Linked DNA regions of Homo sapiens: region 1 is linked to region 2. Evidence: read pairs that join two places in POLR2A ChIA-PET (ENCODE). Cell type or tissue: B cell. All regions are shown on one strand. Links, peaks and the distances in the headings refer to the core of each region. The heading gives the core; the rest is flanking DNA.

Region 1 (10,783 bases), core at 1,063-9,062, 100 kb after region 2:
CGGCTTGCTGCAATCTCTGCCTCCCGGGTTCAAGCAATTCTCCTGCCTCAGCCTCCCGAGTAGCTGGGATTACAAGCGCCCACCACCACGCCCAGCTAATTTTTTTGTATTTTTAGTAGAGATGGGGTTTCACCATGTTGCCTAGGCTGGTTTCGAGCTCCTAATCTCAAGTGAGCCACCTGTCTTGGCCTCCCAAAGTGCTAGGATTACAGGCATGAGCCACCATGCCCAGCCGATTAACAGTATATTTATAAACTTTTAGCACTCCCACTTGCTTTGTGTCCCCCATAGTCCTAGGCGCTTTTGAGTTCAATAGAATTAAGCAGATAGGAAGGTAAAGGTTTCATTTGAATAAATAACGGTTGTATAAGTCACATTCACATTTATAAATACATTAAGAATTTTGTTTTGCCACCGGGTGCGGTGGCTCACGCATGCAATCCCAGCACTTTGGGAGGCCAAGGCGGGCAGATCACAAGGTCAGGAGATCAAGACCATCCTGGCCAACATGGTGAAACCCCATCTCTACTAAAAATACAAAAATTAGCCGGGTGTGGTGGCGTGTGCCTGTAATCCCAGCTACTCAGGAGGCTGAGGCAGGAGAATCACTTGAACCAGGGAGTCGGAGGTTGCAGTGAGCAGAGATCGCACCACTGCACTCCAGCCTGGTGACAGAGCCAGAATCCGTCCCCCACAAAAAAGAATTTTGTTTTGCCTCTACAAAACTTTATCAGTTCATCCACCTGGTGAACTCAACTCTGACTGATTGAATTGTGAAATAAGAGGAATTCAAATGATTCCTTTCCCTTTGCTTCTTTCCTTCAAACAACAAATATATTTGCAGTGCATATTTGTTTGTTTTAGAGACAGAGTCTCATCTGTCTCCCAGGCTTTGTTGCAGTGGCACCATCATAGCTCACTGCAGCCTGGAACTCCTGGACTCAAGCGATCATCTTCCTACTTTAACCTCCTGAGTAAATGGGATGACAGGGTTGCACCACTATGTCTGGTTAATTTTTTTTTTTTTTTCGAGACGGAGTCTCGCCCTGTCGCCCAGGCTGGAGTACAGTGATGTGATCACGGCTCACTGCAACCTCCACCTCCCGGGTTCAAGTGATTCTTCTGTCGCAGTAGCTGGGACCACAGGCACGTGCCACCATACCAGCTAATCTTTGTAGTTTTTAGTAGAGACAGGATTTCACCATGTTGGCGAGGCTGGTCTTGAACTCCTGACCTCGTGATCCACCCACCTCGGCCTCCCAAAGTGCTGGGATTACAGGTGTGAGCCACTGCGCCCAGCCAAGAAAAGGTCTTTCTATGTTGCCCAGGCTGGTCCTGATCTCCTGGCCTCAAGTGATCCTCCTGCCTCAGCCTCCCAAAGTGCTGGGATTACAGACATGAGCCACTGTGCCCAGCCTAGGAATGCATATTGTATATATGGATAATAACAATTAAAAAATGTAAGTCAGACTATTGAATCTAAGGGGATATGAGTGCAAGTAACTACACACATGGTGGTGGCTCGGGAAAGCTTTTACAGCAGGTGGGCCTGCTGAAAATCCTTCCACGGCCTTCTACCACTCTTCAGATAAAATTCATACTCCTCAGAAAGGCACACACAGGCTGGGCACGGTGGCACACACCTGTAATCCCAGCACTTTGGGAGGCCGAGGCGGGTGGATTGCCTGAGATCAGGCGTTCGAGGTCAGCCTGGCCAACATGGTGAAACCCCGTCTCTACTAAAAATACAAAAAGTAGGAGAGTGTGGTGGTGCATGCCTGTAGTCCCAGCTACTTGGGAGGCTGAGGCAGGAGAATCACTTGAACCTGGGAGGCAGAGGTTGCAATGAGCCAAGATTACACCACTGCACTCCACACTCCAGCCTAGGTGACAGAGTGAGATTCCATCTCAAAAAAAAAAAAAAAGAAAGAAAGAAAGGCATACACAGCTCTTCATGATCACCTGTGGCTGCTTGTTCAGTTGAATTTCTCTCCACTCCCTTTTCACTCCAGGGACCATACTCAGCAGCAAGGTAAAAGTCTGTGATAATGTGAATTTCAGATGTAGCTGCAACTGATAATTTGTTCTCTATCAAGCTCCCACTCCCCTTCTCAAATGGGGGTAAAATGTTGGAGGTGGGGCAGCTGAGAAGTGACTGCCTCATGATCATCTGGACTTTCTCACTTCAGTGAGCCTTGGTTGTGTACATAAGGAATTTCACTATCTTTACCTTGTGTGCTTTTCCTGATAGCACAGATCCTACTGAAAAATAACCATTTTTCTTTAACTTCACAATGATAATGCAACCTTTTCCTCTATTTTGTGCTTATAAAATTTTTGGATTAGCTGGGTGTGGTGGCACATGCCTGTAATCCCAGCTACTCCGGAGGCTGAGGCAGGAGAATCGCTTGAACCTGGGAGGCGGAGGTTGCGGTGAGCCGAGATTGCGCCATTGCACTCCAATCTGGGCAACAAGAGCGAAACTCCGTCTCAAAAATAAATACATAAATAAAAATGTTTGCACCCTACTTACTACAGCATGACTTTTTTTTTTCTGTTCATGCAAATTCATGCCTCTGGATGTTTGCACATGCTTTTTCTTATTGCTGAAATTTGAGTTTTCCCATCCTATCCTTCCACTAGCTGATTCTTCCATTTATTTTCATGTTTCAGGACCCATGGGCTGCCTCTGCGCTGAAGCCTTACCTGATCCTGGAGATCAGATTTAAAGGGTTTCATTGCTTTTTTTTTTTTTTTTTTTTTGAGACGGAGTTTCGCTCTTGTCGCCCAGGCTGGAGTGCAATGGTGTGATCTCGGCTCACTGCAACCTCTGCCTCCCGGGTTCAAGCGATTCTCCTGCCTCAGCCTCCCGAGTATCTGGTGCCTGGGACTACAGGCGCCACCATGCCCAGCTAATTTTGTATTTTTAGTAGAGATGGGGTTTCTCCATGTTGGTCAGGCTGGTCTAGAACTTCTAACCTCAGGTGACCTGCCCGCCTCAGCCTCCCAAAGTGCTGAGATTAAGGTGTGAGCCACCATGCCTGGCCAAAAGGCAACTATTTTTATGATCAGGTTCAATAGTCCCTCATGTGCGTATCTGTATAAATTCATATTGATGTCTAGGATCTTCTCACTTGTGAATCTTATTTTTATTATTTTTGAGACAGAATCTTGCTCTTGTTGCCCAGGCTGGAGTGCAATGGTGTGATCTCAGCTCATGGCAACCTCCACCTCCTGGGTTCACGCGATTCTCGTGCCTCAGCCTCCCGAGTAGCTGGGATTACAGAGGCGCACCACCATGCCCGGCTAATTTTTGTATTTTTAGTAGAGACGGGGTTTTACCATGTTGTCTAGGCTGGTCTCGAACTCCTGACCTGGTGATCCGCCCGCCTTGGCCTCCCAAAGTGCTGGGATTACAGGGGTGAGCCACCGCGCCTGGCAGCGAAGCTTATTTTAACCAGTCCCACGTTAGTGTTTGCCTGTCCCAGCTCACTCATTTTGGTTGATCTAGGCTCTAGTCACTCAGCCATTCCCAGAGAAGGTCCTAAATCTCTGAAAACTTTAGTATTGTTTTCAGAGTTTATTTTGCAGCAAATCATAGGGGCATTAATAGTTTCTGATTTGAATTTTTCCCTGTTCTTACAATTCTAGGTAGAGAAAGGTCTTCTCTAAGCCTAGGGGATGTGTGCTTTCTGGGTGGGTTCCAGAGTAAATGCCTTTTTCCTTAAGTGATATAAATAGTCTAGTCACTACTTCCAAGCCCTATTAAGAAGAGGAACAGAACTGTTTCCTCTAGTGTCCCCTGAGAGCTGATAACTGGATGCCAAGAAGTTGGCCAGATCATGCAGGATAGACAGCTGTCTACATGGTGTAATTTGAGGGGTTTGAGGAAATCCCCCATCTTAAAATATCTTTCCCAATGGCCCTACACATGCCTGAAATGTATGACTTATGTCTCAGAGTAAGGTGCTGCTGAAATGCAATTGTTATCCATGAGTAGACTCATATTCAGCCATTATCACTCATTAGCATCCCAGTTTAAATTAATTTATCAGATTAGTTGGCTGAGTAGAGTCCCAAAGACATGCAGGCACAAGACAATAAGTTTTAATGAGAACGCTGATCCCAAAGGGTCTGAAGTATGGGGTACTGGGCCAGTCAGGTGAAGGGTGGCAAGGATGGTCAGAACAGTTTGAGGGCAGCTGGGAAGGTCTGGTCAAAACTCCGGAGGGGAGATGTAGAATGTGGGTTGGGGAGGCTCTGAAGACAATCCCAGGATTTCTCTATTTTGAATATCACCACAGTAAAGACTCTTTAAAAACAAACGAGCAAACAAAAAACCACAACACTCTTTTTCCTTTGGGGTTATTTTATTAGGTTATTTCCCCAAAGTGGAATTTCCAGGTTAAAATTAAAGTTTTGATTGCACAACGTCAAAATGCTACAGAGCCACTGATCCTGTGTAAGTATAGTTGGGTTGAAATGTCTTTGTATAATTAGAATAATCATCTTTGTAGAAGGCCACTCATTCTTTCATTCAACCAAAAGCTGTTGAACTTATAGTAAATGCCAGGTGCCATATTAGGATCTGGGGCTACAAAGACAAAATCAATACTCTCTACTTTTTTGTGGTTGTTTTTTTGAGACAGGGTCTCCTCTGTCACCCAGGCTGGAGTGCAGTGGCACAATCACAGCTCATGGCAGCCTCAGCTTCCCCAGCTCAGGTCGTTCTCCCGCCTCAACCTCCCAAATAACTGGGACCACAAGCATGCACTTCCATGCCCAGCTAATTTTTACATTTTTGTAGAGATGGAGTTTCACCTGGGTTCAAGCAGTCCACATGCCTCTGCCTCTGAAAGTGCTGGGATCACAGGCATGAGCCATGGCACCTGGCCAGTAATCCCTACTTATACTCCTCAGTTTGAGATAATTCAATTATTCTTGGTTGTTCTTTCTTTCTTTTTTTTTTTTCTTTTTTACTTTTTTTTTTGAGATGAAGTCTCGCTCTTGTCCCCCAAGCTGGAGTGCAATGGCGCTATCATGGCTCACTGCAACCTCTGCCTCCCGGGTTCAAGCAATTCTCCTCCTTCAGCCTCCCGAGTAGCTGGGATTACAGGCGCCTGCCACCACGCCCGGCTAATTTTTGTATTTTTAGTAGAGATGGGGTTTCACCATGTTGGCCAGGCTGGTCTCAAACTCCTGACCTCAGGTGATCTGCCCACCTCGGCTTACCAAAGTGCTGGGATTACAGGTGTGAGCCACGCACCCGGCCGAACCTTCCCTTTCCCTTCCCTTCCCTTTCCCTTCTTCTCTCTCTCTCTCTCTCTCTCCCTCTCTCCCTCCCTCTCTCTCTCTCTCTTTCCTTTTCTTTCTGATGGAGCCTCACTCTGTCACCCAGGCTGGAGTGCAGTGGCGCAATCTCAGCTCACTCCTGCCTCCCAGGTTCTCCCTACCTCAGCCTCCCAAGTAGCTGGGATTACAGGTGCACGCCATCACACCCGGTTAATTTTTGTATTATTATGATTTTTTTTAAAAGAGACAGGTTTTCACCATATTAGTCAGGCTAGTCTCAAACTTCTGACCTCAAGTGATCCGCCCACCTAAGACTCCCAAAGTACTGGGATTAGAAGCATGAGCCACTGCTCCTGGCCAGTGTCATATCTTTCTATTACATTTCCGACATTCTTTTTTTTGTTTTGAGATACGGTCTTGCTCTGTCGCCCAGGCTGGAGTGCAGTGGTGCAATCTTGGGTCACTGCAGCCTCAACCTCCAAGGCTCAAGCAATCCTCCCACCTCAGCCTCCTGAGTAGCCAAGACTATAGGTGTGTGCCACCATGCCTGGCTAATTTTTGTATTTTTTGTAGAGACAGGGTTTCGCCATGTTGGCCAGGCTGGTCTCGAACTCCTGGCCTCAAGTGATCTACCTGCCTTGGCCTCCCAGAGTTTTGGGATTACAGGCATGAGCCACTGGGCTTGGCCCCTGACATTCTTTTTTTTTTTTTTTTTTTTTGAGATGAGTTTTGCTCTTGTTGCCCAGGCTGGAGTGCAGCGGTGCAATCTCGGCTCACTGCAACCTCAGCCTCTCAGGTTCAAGCAATCCTCCTGCTTCAGTCTCCTGCGTAGCTGGGATTACAGGCGCCTACCACCACGCGACGGCTAATTTTTTGTATTTTTAGTAGAGATGGGGTTTCACCGTGTTGGTCAGGCTGGTCTTGAACTCCTGACCTCAGGTGATTCACCGGCTTCAGCCTCCCAAAGTGCAGGGATTACAGGCATAAACCACTGCACCTGGCCGGGCTCTGACATTCTTATTTTGATTTATATTATCCTGGAGTCTTCAATTTTTTTTGCCTTGAAAACTATTGCCATTTTGTATGGTCTTTTAAAAAGTCACCATAGTACTATATGTGTGTTGAATTGATTCAAATATTACAGTAAAATTTCACAGTAATCCCATCTCCCAGAGAGGACCAATATAAGTAATTTAGTTAATTATCGTTTTTAAATCACCCCGTACTGAGTGCCTATGATATAATTGCCAATTATTGAGCTATATCTAGGAGAGAGCTGTTATTAGCCTCAAATTACAATGAGGAAACTGAGTCTTTAGAATTTAAAATTACACAACTCCTAAGTGGCCAAGTCAGGATTGAAACCCACCTCTGTCTGACTCCAAAACCGGTACTCATGTTGAGCATGAAAGAGTCATTTCTGGCCCCGTGCGGTGGCTCATGCCTGTAATCCCAGCACTATGGGAGGCCGAGGTGGGTGGATCACCTGAGGTCAAAAGTTTGAGACCAGCCTGGCCATCATGATGAAACCCTGTCTCTACTAAAAATACAGAAAATGAGCTGGGCATCGTGGCGGGTGCCTGTAATCCCGGCTACTCGGGAGGCTGAGGCAGGAGAATCGCTTGAACCCGGGAGGCAGAGGTTGCAGTGAACTGAAATTGCACCATTGCACCCAGCCTGAGCAACAAGAGTGAAACTCTGTCTCAAAAAAAAAAACAAAAGAGAGTAATTTCTTGAACACTTTAATAGCTAATATCTAAAGACTATTAACACTCACCCAAAAATAAGATTTTCTTGTCATAGGCTGGGCTTGGATGGGAGTTATTGGATTTCAGAGTCAGTATTTTTGTAAAATCTTTCTTTTTTCTTGAGATGGAGTTTTGCTCTTGTTGCCCAGGCTGGAGTACAACGGCGTGATCTTGGTTCACTGCAACCTCTGCCTCCCAGGTTCAAGCGATTCTCCTGCTTCGGCCTCCCACATAGCTGGGATTACAGGTGCCCGCCACCACATCCAGCTAATTTTTTTTATTTTTAGTAGAGACGGGGTTTCACCATGTTGACCAGGCTGGTCTCGAACTCCTGGCCTCATGATCCATCCACCTCAGCCTCCGAAAGTGCTGGGATTACAGGCATGAGCCACCGCGCCTGGCTCACTCCTTCCTTCCTTCCTTCATCTTTCCTTCCTTCCTTCTCTTTCCTTCCTTTTCTTTCTTTCTCTCTTTTTCTTTCTTTCTTTTTTCTTCCTCTCTCGCTTTCTTTCTTTTTTTTTTTTTTTTGACAGAGTCTTAGCCAGGCACAGTTACTCATGCTTGTAACCCCAGCACTTTGGGAGCCTGAGGCAGGCGGTCACTTGAACTTAGGAGTTTGAGATCAGCCTTGGAAACATGGTGAAACCCCATCTCTACAAAAAATACAAAAATTAGCCAGGCATGGTGGCACATGCCTGGAGCCCCTGCTACTTGGAAGGCTGAGGCAGGAGGATCACTTGAGCCTGGGGAGGTGGAGGCTGCAGTGAGCTGTGATCGCATGCCACCGCACCCCAGCTTGGGCGACAGACTGAGAATCTGTCTTAAAAAAAAAAAAAGTGAAAAACAGAGAATCTTGCTCTGTTGTCCATGCTGGAGTACAGTGGCACAATCTCAGCTCCCTGCAAATTCCACCTCCTGGGCTCAAGTGATCCTCCCTTCTCAGCTTCCAGAGTAGCTAGGACTATAGGTATGTGCCATCAGCCTGGCTAATTTTTGTATTTTTTTATAGAGACAGGGTTTTACCATGTTGCCCAGGCTGGCCTTGAACTCCTGGGCTCAAGCGATCTACCTGTCTTGGCCTCCCAAAGTGCTGGGATTACAGGTGTGAGCCACTGTGCCTGGTGTAAAATTTTTCATAAAGTGTATTAGTCTGCTAGAGCTGTCATAACAAAGGACTACACAATCTGGATGCCTTAAACAACAGAAATTAAATTTTGATCCAATTCTGGAGATTAGAAGTCCAAGGTCCTGATGTCTGTAGGGTCAGTTTCTTTTGAAGCCACTCTCCTGGGCTTGTAGACAGGTGTCTTCTCAGGGGTAGAGCATTTGACTGCAGATGGCTGTCTTCTCCTCCCTGTATTTTCTTTTTTTTTTTTTTCCCCTTTGTTATTGTTGTTGGAGACAGGGTCTTACTCTATCCCAGGCTGGAGTGCGGTGGTACAATCATGACTCACTACACTCTCGAACTCCTAGGCTCAAGCAATCCTCCCACTTCAGCCTCCTGAGTAGCTGGGACTACAGGTGCATACCACCATGCCTGGTTATTTTAAAAAATATCTATTTTTTGGTAGAGACCGGGGTCTCACTATGTTCCCCAGGATGGTCTTGAACTCCTGGCCTCAAGCAATTTTTTTTTTTTTTTTTTTTTTTTTTTAGACAGAGTCTTGCTCTGTCGCCCAGGCTGGAGTGTAGTGGTGTGATCTCGGCTCACTGCAACCTCTGCCTCCTGGGTTCAAGTGATTCTCCTGCCTCAGCCTCCCAAGTAGCTGGGATTATAGGTGCCCACCACAACATCCAGCTAATTTTTTTGTATTTTTAGTAAAGATGGGCTTTTACCATGTTGGCCAGGCTGGTCTCGAACCCCTGTCCTCACGTGATCCGCCCGTCTTGGCCTCCCAAAGTGCTGGGATTACAGGCATAATCCACCACACCCAGCCTCATCTCCTCTTCTTATAAGGATACCAGTCATATTGCATTAGGGTCTACACATATGACCTCATTTTACCCTAATTACTTCTTAAAGGCCCTATCTCCAAATACAGTTATATTTTCTGAGGTACTAGGGAGTTAGGACTTTTACATGAATTTTGGGGGACACAATTCAATCCGTTACATAAAGTAAACCTAAAAGTATTAATCATCATATGAAAAGAGTAGGATAATGGGATGTTGGTTTTCTGCCGAGCCATATTCACTCCTGTGGTTCAGTTTTAGAAATATTTATTAATATCCACTGTGTTCAAGTCTTGATGCTAGGGAAACAAAAACTGCAAGGACACAGGCTCTGCCTTCCAGGAGTTCACAGACTCTCTGGAGAGCCATGAGACAGACCATGGGTTCTGAAACCCCAAGGTACACTGGAGTCGCCTGGAGTGCTTATCAAAACACAGATCGCTGGGCTCCACCCCCGGAGTTTCTGATTCAGTGGGCAGGCAGTGGGCCCGATAATTTGCATTTCTGACAAGTTTCCAGGTGCTGCTGGTCCGAAGACCACACACTTTCAGAACTACCGAACTAGACATATCAAGAGCACGTGTGATGTGTATGATTGAGGTGGCACAGGTGCACAGAGACGAGACCATTTTCTGTTTTCATGCTAAAGCAGTTGAGGAGACAACTGGGAAAGTCCCTCTGCACCTGAAAATTCCCCAGGAAAAGTTCTAGTTAGCATTTAGACCTTGAACTTGTAAACATATTACAGCAAAAAATATGCATTGCCTATGCCATTAATTTGCCACTTGGTAAATACTACCTTTCGTTACTAATTATATCTCTATAAGAACCTAGGGTAACAATAAAGTCTGAGTTCACTATCCTTGTTCTGCAAATGCTATGAGAACTTTGGCAAATTACTTCCTGTCTCTGAGATTTGGTTTTGGTCATCTGTAAAATAGAGATTAGGACAGTCAAGGTGGTTTGCACCTGTAGTTCTAGCACTTTGGGAGGCCAAGGTGGGAGGATTGCTTGATGCCAGGATTTTGAGACTAGCCTGGGCAACAGAACAAGACCCCCATCTCAAATTATATTTAAAAATGTTTTTGAGACAGGTTCTCACTCTGTTGCCCAGGCTGGAGTGCAGTGGTGTGATCATAGCTCACTGCAACCTCAAGCAATCCTCCCACCTCAGCCTCCTGAGAGGCTGGGACCACAGTCGCATGCCACTACGCCTTGCTAATTTTTAAAAAATTTTGGGGGCTGGATGTGTTGGTTCAGGCCTGTAATCGTAGTACTTTGGGAAGCTGAGGCTGGTGGATCACTTGAGCTCAGGAATTTGAGACCAGCCTGGGCCACATGGCAAAACTCTGTCTCTACAAAAAATACAAAAATTAGCTGGTCATTGTGGCATGTGCCTGTAGTCCCAGCTACTTGGAAGGCTGAGGTGAGAGGATCACTCGTGCCCGAGAGGTTGAGACTGCAATGAGCCGAGGTTGTGCCACTGCACTCCAGCCTGGGCGACAGAGTGAGACTGTCTCAAAAAAACAACACACATACCCACACACCAACTCCACACACAAATTTTAGGTAGATACAGGGTCTCACTCTTGCCCAGGCTGGTCTCAAACTCCTGGGTTCAGCATTCCTCCTGCCTCGGCCTCCCAAAGTGCCGGGATTACAAGTGTGAGCCACTATGCCTGGCCTATATGTGATTCCTTAAGCAGGAATTAGGACCATATCTTTTGCCTCTGTATATAACTCCATGTATTTAGCACAGTACTTTAAACATAGTAGCTGTTCAGTAAAGG
Region 2 (10,783 bases), core at 1,743-9,742:
AGAGATGAAGATAGATACAGAAACCAAAATGTTAACACTGATCTCTGGGAGGTCCAATTACTGTTGATTTTGTTTTCTTCTCTTTCACCTGTGTTTTTCAACAATAAATGTGCTACTTTGTAAAAACACAAATGCTACAAATTTGTCTCCTTTTTTTGTGAAGGATTCCTAGATGATTCTATAAATAGCAGCTCCAGATACAGAATTTGAAACTTTGTTTTTAAAGAGAACAGAGTTTTCAAAGTCAAAGATTACCAGACATACATCGTTGGTTAGAGAGAGCTGCCAGGCCTGTTCTAAGAAGTCCTATCATGTTGGTGACAACACTGACCCCCTCCCAGTCCAGCTGGCCAGTGGTGGCCATGTCCAGAGGGGACATCCTGAGTGCAGGCTGTGTCCCTAAACTACCTCTAATCAAAACTAGTAGGCATGGGAGGCGCCAGAATTTGCATAGGATGATCTTGGGACCAGTATACAATCTGCACTTCCAAAGCCAGCCCACTGTTTGTACTTACATCATAGCTTAAAAAGTGGGCTGGGGCCAGCTGGGTGCAGTGGCTCACACCTGTCATCTCAGCACTTTGGAAGGCTGAGGCAGGAGGATCACTTGAGGGTAGGAGGATTACTTGAGGTTAGGAATTCGAGATCAGCCTGGGCAATATAGTGAGACCCCCTCTCTAAAACATTCTTTTTAAGCTAGCCAGGTGTGGTGGCTTGTGCCTGTACTCTCAACTACTGTGGAGGCTGAGGTGGGAGGATGGTTTGAGCCCAGGAGTTTGAGGCTGCAGTGAGCTATGATGGTGCCACTGCACTGCAGCCTGGACAACACAGCAAGACCCCATCTCAAAAAAAAAATCATAAGTGTTACAAGTTTAATTCTATGTCCCCAAAACTCCTATATTGAAGTCCTAACCCCAAGTACCTCAGAATGTGATTGCATTTAAAGACAGGATGTTTAAAAAGGTAATTCAGGTAAAATAAGGTCATGAGGATGGGCCCTGATCCAATCAGAAGAGGAAATGAGGAGAGACATGTGCAGAGGAAAGACCATGTGAAGAGAAAGAGAGAAGACGGCTCCCGGCCAAAAAGAGAGGCTTCAGAAACCTGCCCTGATGACACTGTGCTCCTGGACTTCCAGCTTTCAGAACTGTGAGAAAATAAACTTCTGTGTTTAAACCACCCAGTCTATGATACTTTGTTATGAAGACGTCATGTTTACTAAAGACATTTTTTTTTTTGAAACGGAGTCTCGCTCTTTTACCCAGGGTGGAGTGCAGTGGCGCGATCTCGGCTCACTGCAACCTCCATCTCCCAGGTTCAAGCAATTTTCCTGCCTCAGCCTCCTGAGTAGCTGGGATTCACTTCGCTTCCACGTCCAGCTAATTTTTTGTATTTTAGTAGAGACAAGGTTTCACCATGTTGCCCAGGCTGGTTTCGAACTCCTGAGCTCAGGCAATCCGCGCACCTTGGCCTCCCAAAGTGCTAGGATTACGGGTGTGAGCCACCATGCCTGGCCCTGAAGACACTTTTTAATGTATACTTCATATAAGACTGAGAAAATGTCCATTGTCCAAAACAAAGACATTTTCTAGTGGTGCCTCTGAGGTATAGAGCTGATGGCAGTTATGGGGACTTTGGGCACCTCCAGCCCCCAGGCACCTCCACTGCAGGCTGCAGGTTTGCACCCTGGCCTTCCCAGCAGGCAGAAGCAATCCCACCATCCCACGAGCCTGGAGAGCCCGGGTCTCAGCTCCTGGTGGGTCCTCAGGTCCCCGTGCAGAGCTGCAGCCTGGCTCTGAGGCTCTGTCTGGTCTCACCAGTCACCTCTGCAGGGACCTTTTGGGACCTGCTTTCGTCTGTCTGACACTCCTATCAGAGGGGTCTTCCTGCCTCCCAGACCGGACCCCATCTCTAACCCTAGAGGTTCTAGCTCACTCCCTCACCACCACCCTGCTGCTCCTAGACCCCCGGATGTGGTTTCTGGCCTGCAGGAAATTCACTGTCTCCATATCCCCAGCCTGTCTTCCAAGTGCGCTAGAGGCCCAGGCATCCTTATTCTTGAGGCCACATGCTTCCACGTGTCAAATATATTCAAATGCACCCACATGCATCACATATAATTTACATAAACCATAGGAGTTAAGTTGCAAATGTCTAGTTAACATTTTGTAGTCATTTAGTAATTTCACTCTTAACAGTTTACTTCCCTGCTTTTGAAGCTAATGATCGTCCCCTCCCTGCTGTGGCTCAGGTGTTGCCATGGGCGTTTGCCACTGCTCATGGCTGGGGCACCTCAGTCATGGACCTAGCTGTGGTCCATGCCCAGGGTCCCTTCTAAGGAAGTCCAGGCATGCACTGGTGTGCCTGACCCAGGGGAGCCCTCCAAACCACCCAACATCCAGGTACAATGGCCCAGTCTCCGTGCAGTGCTGTAGGGCAAGAGGGGCGGCCCATTTCCAAGCCAAGATGGCCTCCTCCTCCTCTCTACACTTGCTCCTTGGCTAGCTCACTCATACCTTCACTTGCTTCCAGCAGATTTTCCACTATGCAAGAAAAGCTAAGGGCTAAGAGGGTCACTTGACATCGTAGAATCCAAAAGTCCTTCCCATTACAGAGATAAGAAAACTGAGGCCCCGAGAATGAAGCGGTGACCTTCAGGTGCATCCTTGCATTTTGTGGAATTTGAATGTGGAATTCTGCCCTGGGCTGAGGTTGAGATTTTGCAGTTGCTCAAGGGGAACCCTGGAAGCAGAGTGTATCTACCCTCCTCAGACCACTGAGACCCTCAGATTTGTCTTCATCCCAGGTCAGTGGACTTCTCCCAGGTTTTGTTGTCTTCTCTCGGCAACACCCTGCTGAAGCCAGGGGGAAGGCGGGAGATTTATCCTGGGTGCTGAGTATCTAGGGTTATCAGATAAAATGCAGGATGGCCAGTTACAATTGAATTTTAGATAAATAACAAATAAGTTGTTTAGCATGAAGGTGTCCTAAATGTTGCTGTTTATCTGAAATTCAAATGTAACTGGGCATCCTGCATTTTTATTTACTAAACCTGGCCACCCTGTAAGTATCCCATTTCGTTTGGGCCAGGCCCCTCCCCACTGCAGCTGTGAGTTTTCCTGCCACCCAACAGCGTGAGTCACACAGCTGTGGACCTCCAGGCAAATGTTTTTGAACAGAACAGCATCACGGTTTAGGGGAATCCCCTCGCTGTCCCCATAACACATGCTTCAGCAAAGCAAAAACCTTAAAACAACATCTCTGGGAGGAAAATAAAGAAGGCATCAAGAGTTCCCAATGACTCGGGGAAGGCCCCAGCCACGGCCACATTAGTGCAGCCAAGATGGCCACGACTAGATGGCTGGCTCTTCACCTCTGGGAGAGGCACAGCTGGCTTTGACAATCGTGGGAAATTGGAGACCAGACCTTCCCAGCCAACTCCTGTCAAGGTCTGATACTCGTCCTTCCCCACCTTTCTGAGAAGAGGCCTACGAGGAAGAATGGGCTCATGGGCTATGTGAGCCGAGCAGGTTACTTGACTGTGGGATCATGATTGTATCTTTGTCATGGCATCACTGTGGGGATTATAGGAGGAAATTAATGTAAAATGCTTGGCCCAGTACCTGGTGCGCAATAAGCACTTACAATCAATGGTGGCTATTGTTATAAGAACGTCAGGACATGCACTTGGCCATCAAGCCAGTGGGTCTTCTGAAGAGGGTGAGCTTGGAATTCTCTGGGTGCCCATGGTTTGTTGCCCCTCAGAAAGCTGTGGGCCTCTAATATGGGCATATCCCCTGGACTGGAATCTGCATTAAGCCAGTGTCATCTGTCAGCGCTTTGTTTGGGTTAGTCGTTTTTTTGTTTTGTTTTGTTTGAGACAGAGTCTTGCTCTGTTGCCCAGGCTGGAGTGCAGTGGTGCAATCACAGCTCACTGCAGCGTCGACTTGCCGGGTTCTAGCAATTCTCCCACCACACCCTAGTAGCTGGGACTATAGGCGCACACCACTACGCCTGGCTAATTTTTAAATTTTTTTTTTTAAGAGACAAGGTCTCACTGTGTTGTCCAGGCTGGTCTTGAACTCCTGGGCTCAAGTGATCCTCCCGCCTTGGCTTCTTAAAGTGCTGGGATTATAGACGTGAGCCACCATGGCCAGCCCTGGGTTAGATTTTTAGTCACTCAGCAGGGTCCTGAGGAGGCCGGACTCAGAAGAGTTCAGCTTTGAAGGTGGAAAAAGCAAGTTTTCTACCTGGGATGCCCCCAAGGGTAGCAGGCCATACTTCCTAAGTGTGCATGTTGGTGGGGAGGGAGGGTATCAAGGAGTATGTCCCTGGAGAAGGGAGAAAGGAGGGGGCGTGGGAAGGGGCCTGTGGAACGCACGTGTCTCATTTCCTCTTTCGGAATGTCCGCTGTGGGCCCCAACAAAGGAACTTCGGTTGGAACTGGGGTGAGGAAGCCCCCGAAGATCAACTTCTCTTCCTTTAACATTTGGCTCTGCTGAGGGCCCTGGGGTTGGAACACCCACCTTCTTAGAAAGAAACTGAAAGGCCTTAGGAGAAACCCCGCCACTTCCCCTTCCTCGGTAAGAGGAACTTGGCGTTGCCCTGACAGGAAAGTCTTGGTGGGGCTTCTCGGAAGCCGCCACCGCTGCACTGCTGAGCAAAACCACAGGTCAGGGGCCAGGCCGGGGGCCAGGCTAGTGAGGACTGGCCATTGATAAAGTCACAGGCTCCATCTAAGCCCATCGGCAGAACTGGGGAGCTGCCAACATTTCCTCTTCCAGCACCGCCTGCCAACTCCTGTTTGGGAGCCACCAACCCCTCAGCTCTGCCAATGGGTCCCTCCCCACTCACACCAGCCCTCCAACCAGGATCGTTCTGTGTCTGCGTTCTGGACCCCCAGCTATGCCCACCACCCAGCAAAGCTCATCCATCCAGCTCCCATCCCCCACAGAGGCACTGACTCTCCCGTGGAGTCCTGGGGGACCTCACGGGCACGTGGAGCTGTGCTTTGGAATAGGTCACACCCTGTGAGCTGCTTCGGATGGCCTTGTAGATTAAGAAAAATGGTCTTTTGCTGGGCACGCAGGAATGCTTGACTTAACGGTGACTGCTATCTGCTGCGTCCATTCGGAGATCAGAAACAGGCTTCTCTCTGGGACTGGGGATGCCTCTCCTCATCCCTGATATATCCAAGGGCAGCTGCTGTGGCAAGGGGGACAGTGCACAGGTACAAATCACATCTCAGGCCAGCCCCAAAGGGGCCGAGAGATCCTTGGGTCCTAAAGGGTCCCAAAGCTTATTTGTATAAGCTTATTTGTACTAAGCTTTAATATAAACATGTCAGGATGGTGTGGCACCAGAGCCCGGCCACCACTGTGGGGACAGGGTCCAGCCTGCACGGCCTTGCACAAGACCTGTGCCAGGGACCCCTGTGCTCCATTCCAGCTCCTCCTCCAGGCTTTGCTGTGACGAGCCTCTGCCTCCTTCACCCAGCCCTCTCCTGCCCACCCTGTGAGACTGAGCCCCAGTCCAGATGGGTAGGGGCTGCCTGCATGACCTCACTGAGTATATCCCCCAGGGACCCTTGTCCACATCACTTGGTGGTTGCTCTGAGCAACACCCAGCTGGCCTATAGGCTCCCGGATAACAGCAACAGTGGGCTTGGCATCTCTGGATGAACATTTGATGAGGTAATAAGTAAATGGGTGAATTTAGTGCTATCTACCAGGCCTTGTGGCTGAGAGCCCCACGTGCCCACATGCTCAGACATCCACGTGTGGGCAAGTGCACCCGCGTGCGGCAGGAGGAGACACGTGCACGCCTGCCACGGTGTCCCTGAGACGTGTGTCTGTGGATCCCTGCGTTTGTCCCCAGCATCACCCATGATGCCAGCCAGCAGGTGGCGGTGCGCCCCTCCTCTGCGGGTTCGTTGGTCCAAACCGCCGGCAGCTGTCAAGACTGAAGGGGCCTCAGCAGGCACATGGAGCCCACCTCCTTCCTCCCACAGGGGGTCAGGGCTGCTTGGGTCTTGTGGGGAATCAGCCTGGTCTTCCGACCCAGGAGCCAAAACCCTAGTCCAACCCATGTGAGTGGGGCCATCTGTGTGCCCAGCACGGAGCTGGACCCTGACCCCGCAGGAGGGACTGGCGTCCAGGCAGCTGCACAGCTGTGGAGTGGGGAAGTAAAGGCATGGGCTCGCACTCCCAGCCCTGTCTCTGCTGGCTGTGTGACCTTGGGCAAGTTCCTTAACCTCTCTGAGCTTGTTTCCGTGTCTGTTAAGCAGGAATCATGGCAATCTGTAAAATGAATTAGTCAGTGTAAAACATGGGCCACAGTGGGGCCCTACCATAAGGCAGCAGTTCTCACACTTAGGTCTGGAGGGCTTTTGAAAACACAGAGGCCCCGCCTCCAGAGTGGCAGATTCACTAGGTCTGGGGAGAGGCCTGTGACTCTGCATTTCTAAAGAGTTCCCAGGTTGTGCTGATGCTTCGGGCCTGGGGACTACACCGTGAGGACCAGTGTATACGGGATGCTTGGTGTCAGTCAGGAGAGACCCACAGGGTTACACACAAGGCAGGAAGCATCAGCCTCCAGCGAAGACATAGAGGGGCAAATTCCAAGGGCTGCAGGGGGCCCAAGGGAGGACACACCCCTATGATGGGGGTGGCCGGAGGGGCAGAAGGAGGAGCCTCTGGACCTGTCTCTCCCCACCACAATTATCAACATAATCCCTGTCCTGACTGCACCTGCCGGCCCTGCCCGGAGGAAGTGGACCCTGGAGCCCTGGAAAGGATGGGTTAGTTGGCTGTCAGTTCCTGGCTTGGCCAACACTGTGCTCCAGCTTCTGGGAACTCACGTTTTCTTTCTCCTTTTTTTTTTTTTTTTTTGAGACAGGATCTCACTTTGTTACCCAGGCTGGAGTGCAGTGGCTCGATCATAGCTCACTGCAGTCTAAACCTCCCTGACTCAAGCAATTCTCCTGCCTCAGCTTCCTAAGTAGCTGGAACCACAGGTGTGCCCCAGCGCAACCGGCTAATTCTTTAATTTTTTGCAGAGACAGGGGTCTCACTCTGTTGCCCAGGCTGGTCTCGAACTCCTGGACTCAATCAATCCTCCCATCTTGGCCTCCCAAAGTACTGGGATTACGGGTGTGAGCCACCACGCCTGGCCCCTTTTTTAAATATTAGTTTTAAGTCAGAAAGGTAATGCATGTCCATCTTAGAAATTAGTACAATGCAGAAAACTGTAAAGAGGAAAATGAAAATAGTAATCCAAACTTCAGTCAATCAGAGCTAATCAGTATGAGTCTATTTCTTTTTCTTGTCTATGTGTCTGCTTCGTGCATACCGTGGTATCCACTTGACATCGTAGCATAAGCGTTGTCCTTTGATGTTAAAACTCTCAGAAACGGCCGGGCGCGGTGGCTCATGCCTGTAATCCCAGAACTTTGGGAGGCCGAGGCGGGTGGATCACAAGGTCAGGAGATCGAGACCATCCTGACTACCACGGTGAAACCCCATCTCTACTAAAAAAATACAAAAAAAACTAGCCAGGCATGGTGGCGGGCGCCTGTAGTCCCCGCTACTCGGGAGGCTGAGGCAGGAGAATGGCTTGAACCCGGGAGGCAGAGCTTGCAGTGAGCCAAGATCCACTGCACTCCAGCCTGGGCGACAGAGTGAGACTCCGTCAAAAAAAAAAAAAAAAAAAAAAAAAAACTCTCAGAAACGTGAATTTAAGGTCAGCACAACAATCCAGTACAACAAGGTGCCAGACTATATCTGCTTGACTTAAACACTCCCTACTGTTGGACATGCAGGCTGTGTATTTATTTATTTGGCGATTCTAAATAATCCCCTGTGAAGGGTTTGATCCATCAGTGCTGCCTGCATTTCAGATGGCTTCCCCAGCAGAACTTCCTTGAAAGGGATTCACTGGGTCAAAGGGCATGAAAGTTTAAAAGTCTTGATACATATGGACAAAATACTTTCCAAAAATATGCCGGCTGACGGTCCCACCTAGGGTGGGAGGGAGATGACAGCCTGCTCAGCTCAACTCACATAAAACCCTGCTTAGCCCAATTCCTGACATCTGAGATTAAACGAGGTGGCCCAAGCCCCCCAGCAGGGAAGAAGGGCCCAACTCTGTCCAAACTCCACATTGGTCAACCTGCGGAGTGCCATGTCCCACGTCACACTCCAGGTAGAAGATGTGGCACCTCAGGCCAAGCACGACCTGGGCAGAGCTGCCCTCCCGCTCTTGGAGCCAGGATTGTTCTTCAGCCCTCACTTTCTTTCATACCTCATGTCCAGGATGTCTGCAAGTACATTTGGGGCTACCTTCAAAACATCCCCAGCTGGGCATGGTGGTGCACACCTGTAGTCCCAGCTACTCAGGAGGCTGAGGAGGGAGGATCGCTTGAACCCAGGAGTTCAAGGCTGCAGTGAGCTATGATCATGCACTGCCCTCCAACCTGGGCAACGGAGTGAGACTTCACCTGTAAAAAATGAATTAATTTAAAAAACTCCACATCCTGAATGTGACCACAGCTCCTCTCTCCACCACTACCCTGGCCCACCTCTCACCTGGTTATCTCAGTAGCCCCCTCTTTGACTCTCTGCCTCCCCGGGCGTGAGCCACCGCGCCCGGCCGTTTCTGAGAGTTTTAACATCAAAGGACAACGCTTATGCTACGATGTCAAGTGGATACCACGGTATGCACGAAGCAGACACATAGACAAGAAAAAGACCCCCTTAGAGTCTGTTCTCCATAGCAGCCAGAGAGATCCTTTCAAAACCTAGGTTACATCAGCTCAGCCCTGAGCTCACAACCCTCCAGTGGCTCGTTCACGTGGGGTAAAAGCAAAGCCCTCACTATGACCCGCAAAGCCTTTAGGACCTGTGCCTCCCGCACTCCCATCACCTCCCTCACCTAACATCCTGCCACTCCCCTGCACCCTCTCAGCTCCCTGATGCTCCTCAGAACACCTCCAAGTGCATTCCTGCCTCAGGGCCTTTGCACTTGCCGTTACTCCTGCCTGGCATATTTCCTCAGGTACCCACAGGGCTCCTCTCCTCAACTGTCATCTCAAAACAATCATAAGCAAACAGGATCTGCTTTGGGAAGGCCCTCCCTGATCAGCCCATCTGAAGAAGCGCCCTGGCCCCTCTCTCTTCCCTCACCCTGCGTCGTGCTCCCTTACTCTGCGATTATTCTCTGCCCTCTCTAGTAGTAGAAAGCCTCCACAGGACTGCACTCTGTCTGTCTCGTTCACTGCTGCAACCCTGGCACCTGTGTGCCGCCTGGCTCCCAGTTGGTGTTCCACTGTACATCTGCTGAATGTTGACTTGAATGGGAGATTGCACTGTCTGGGTATGTGCGTGTGGCTTCCCCTGCCTGGGTGATACCTTACTGTCTCTAAGGTCCCCAGCTCGCAGATACTGCCTGGCATTTAGTAAGTAGCCAGGTTGGATTCGCTGTACAAATGGACACATGAAGACAGGAAGGAACTCACAGCAGGGCAGGAGAGACCACTGCATGGGGGTCAGGAAACTGGAATTCCAGATAAACCCCTGCCACTCACCATCATTAGGCCTTGGGCAAGTCACTTCACCTCTTTGAACCTTAGTTTTTCACCCATAACATGGGCATGGTGACCCCTGTGCTGTTGGCCTCACAGGGCTGTTGTGAGGATTACATGACAAAGACAAAGCAAGGCACAGGGACAGCCCTGCTCAAGCTGCAGCTCTCCCATGAGGCTCCACCTGACACCTCACCTTGCCAGGCCAACCAATCCTTTCTCTGAGCCCCCGAGGAGCCCCTCCAGCGCCTCATAGATTGTGTGTGTGTGTGTGTGTGTGTGTGTGTGTGTGTGTGTGTGTGTGTGTGTGTCAGGGCCCTGCTGGTGCTTTTATGGAAGCTATATTTTTATGACTACCCTCCCCAAACTGTGCACCCCTTGAGATGGGGCCCTGCCCCACCATCTTTGCGTCCGTTGGTCTTACCCTGTGCCTGGCAGCTAGGAGTGCTCCTGGGACATCTGATGACTGGCCAAGTACATTTGTTGAAAGCTATGGATGTATGAGTATGATGTGAGTAACTACAGGTGGCGACTTTAGGCCTGCATAGATGGCTGGGGTGAGGCAATTCAGCAAGGGGCTATTTGGGTTCTGGGGCAGGAGGGCCAGGTGGGGCCTCAAGTGCCCCCCGGCCCCCCCGCCGAGAGGAAGGGAGGGGGGTGGTGCTGGACTGGCCAAGTTCACTGTAGGCCAAGGGCTGGACAGCTTCCTCCCCAGACATGGGCCACATCGGCCACATCTTCTGAGCTGCGGGGTGGAGGCCTGGCTGCCCACCTGCATTCCTTACTCTGCGTACCCATGATCTCATCCCGGCCCTCAGCCACCCACAGGGCAGGAGGCTTTGCCCCATTGTGCAGATGAGACAGCCATGCCCTGCCCTGGGATGGTCATTTGGCCTGGGCTCAGGGCACTCTAGTGGGCCCCAGGCTCCGGCGGGGTGAGTGGAATGTGGTCACGGAGGCCACCCCACGCTGTCTTGTTGGGTTTAATGAGCCCCATTGGTCTGTCCATACCCTGAATAAGCTCTGGTCTACCGACCCTCCTATGGGCTGCTGGGGCGGGGGAGGTCCCAGGGTTTTCCAGATTCAGCTGTCCTCCCTCTGCAGTCTCAGGGACCCAGACAGGGCTGGCTGACAAACAGGTCCTGCCCGGGATGGGCGTGGGGCTGAGCGAGCGAAACTCCTTTTAGGAAGGAAATCTCGGCC

What was found. ChIA-PET counts read pairs that join two places held together with the same protein. Peaks named below come from ENCODE experiments on the same cell type or tissue, not always from the same donor. Only the 100,000 strongest peaks of a DNase experiment are listed, where the experiment ranks them.
Region 1: POLR2A ChIA-PET joins it to region 2 with 5 read pairs; 18 of 35 experiments call an interaction of 5 or more read pairs at or near these places.

Annotation. Positions count from the first base shown.
Region 1 is chr6:37,146,091-37,156,873 of GRCh38, forward strand. No RefSeq gene overlaps it. Among named protein-coding and RNA genes, the nearest start is that of PIM1, 19 kb to the right of the region's middle. In B cell, for the core only: no CTCF peak of the experiment used is centred there; no DNase peak of the experiment used is centred there; H3K4me3 peaks cover 100 bases; H3K27ac peaks cover 328 bases.
Region 2 is chr6:37,045,743-37,056,525 of GRCh38, forward strand. No RefSeq gene overlaps it. Among named protein-coding and RNA genes, the nearest start is that of FGD2, 45 kb to the left of the region's middle. RefSeq lists cis regulatory regions at 4,273-5,291, 4,570-5,145 and enhancers at 5,953-6,002, 10,553-10,783. In B cell, for the core only: CTCF peaks have their summits at 5,915 (motif pointing right) and 6,116; DNase peaks (open chromatin) are centred at 3,189, 3,899, 4,579, 5,849 and 1 weaker place; H3K4me3 peaks cover 1,937 bases; H3K27ac peaks cover 3,704 bases.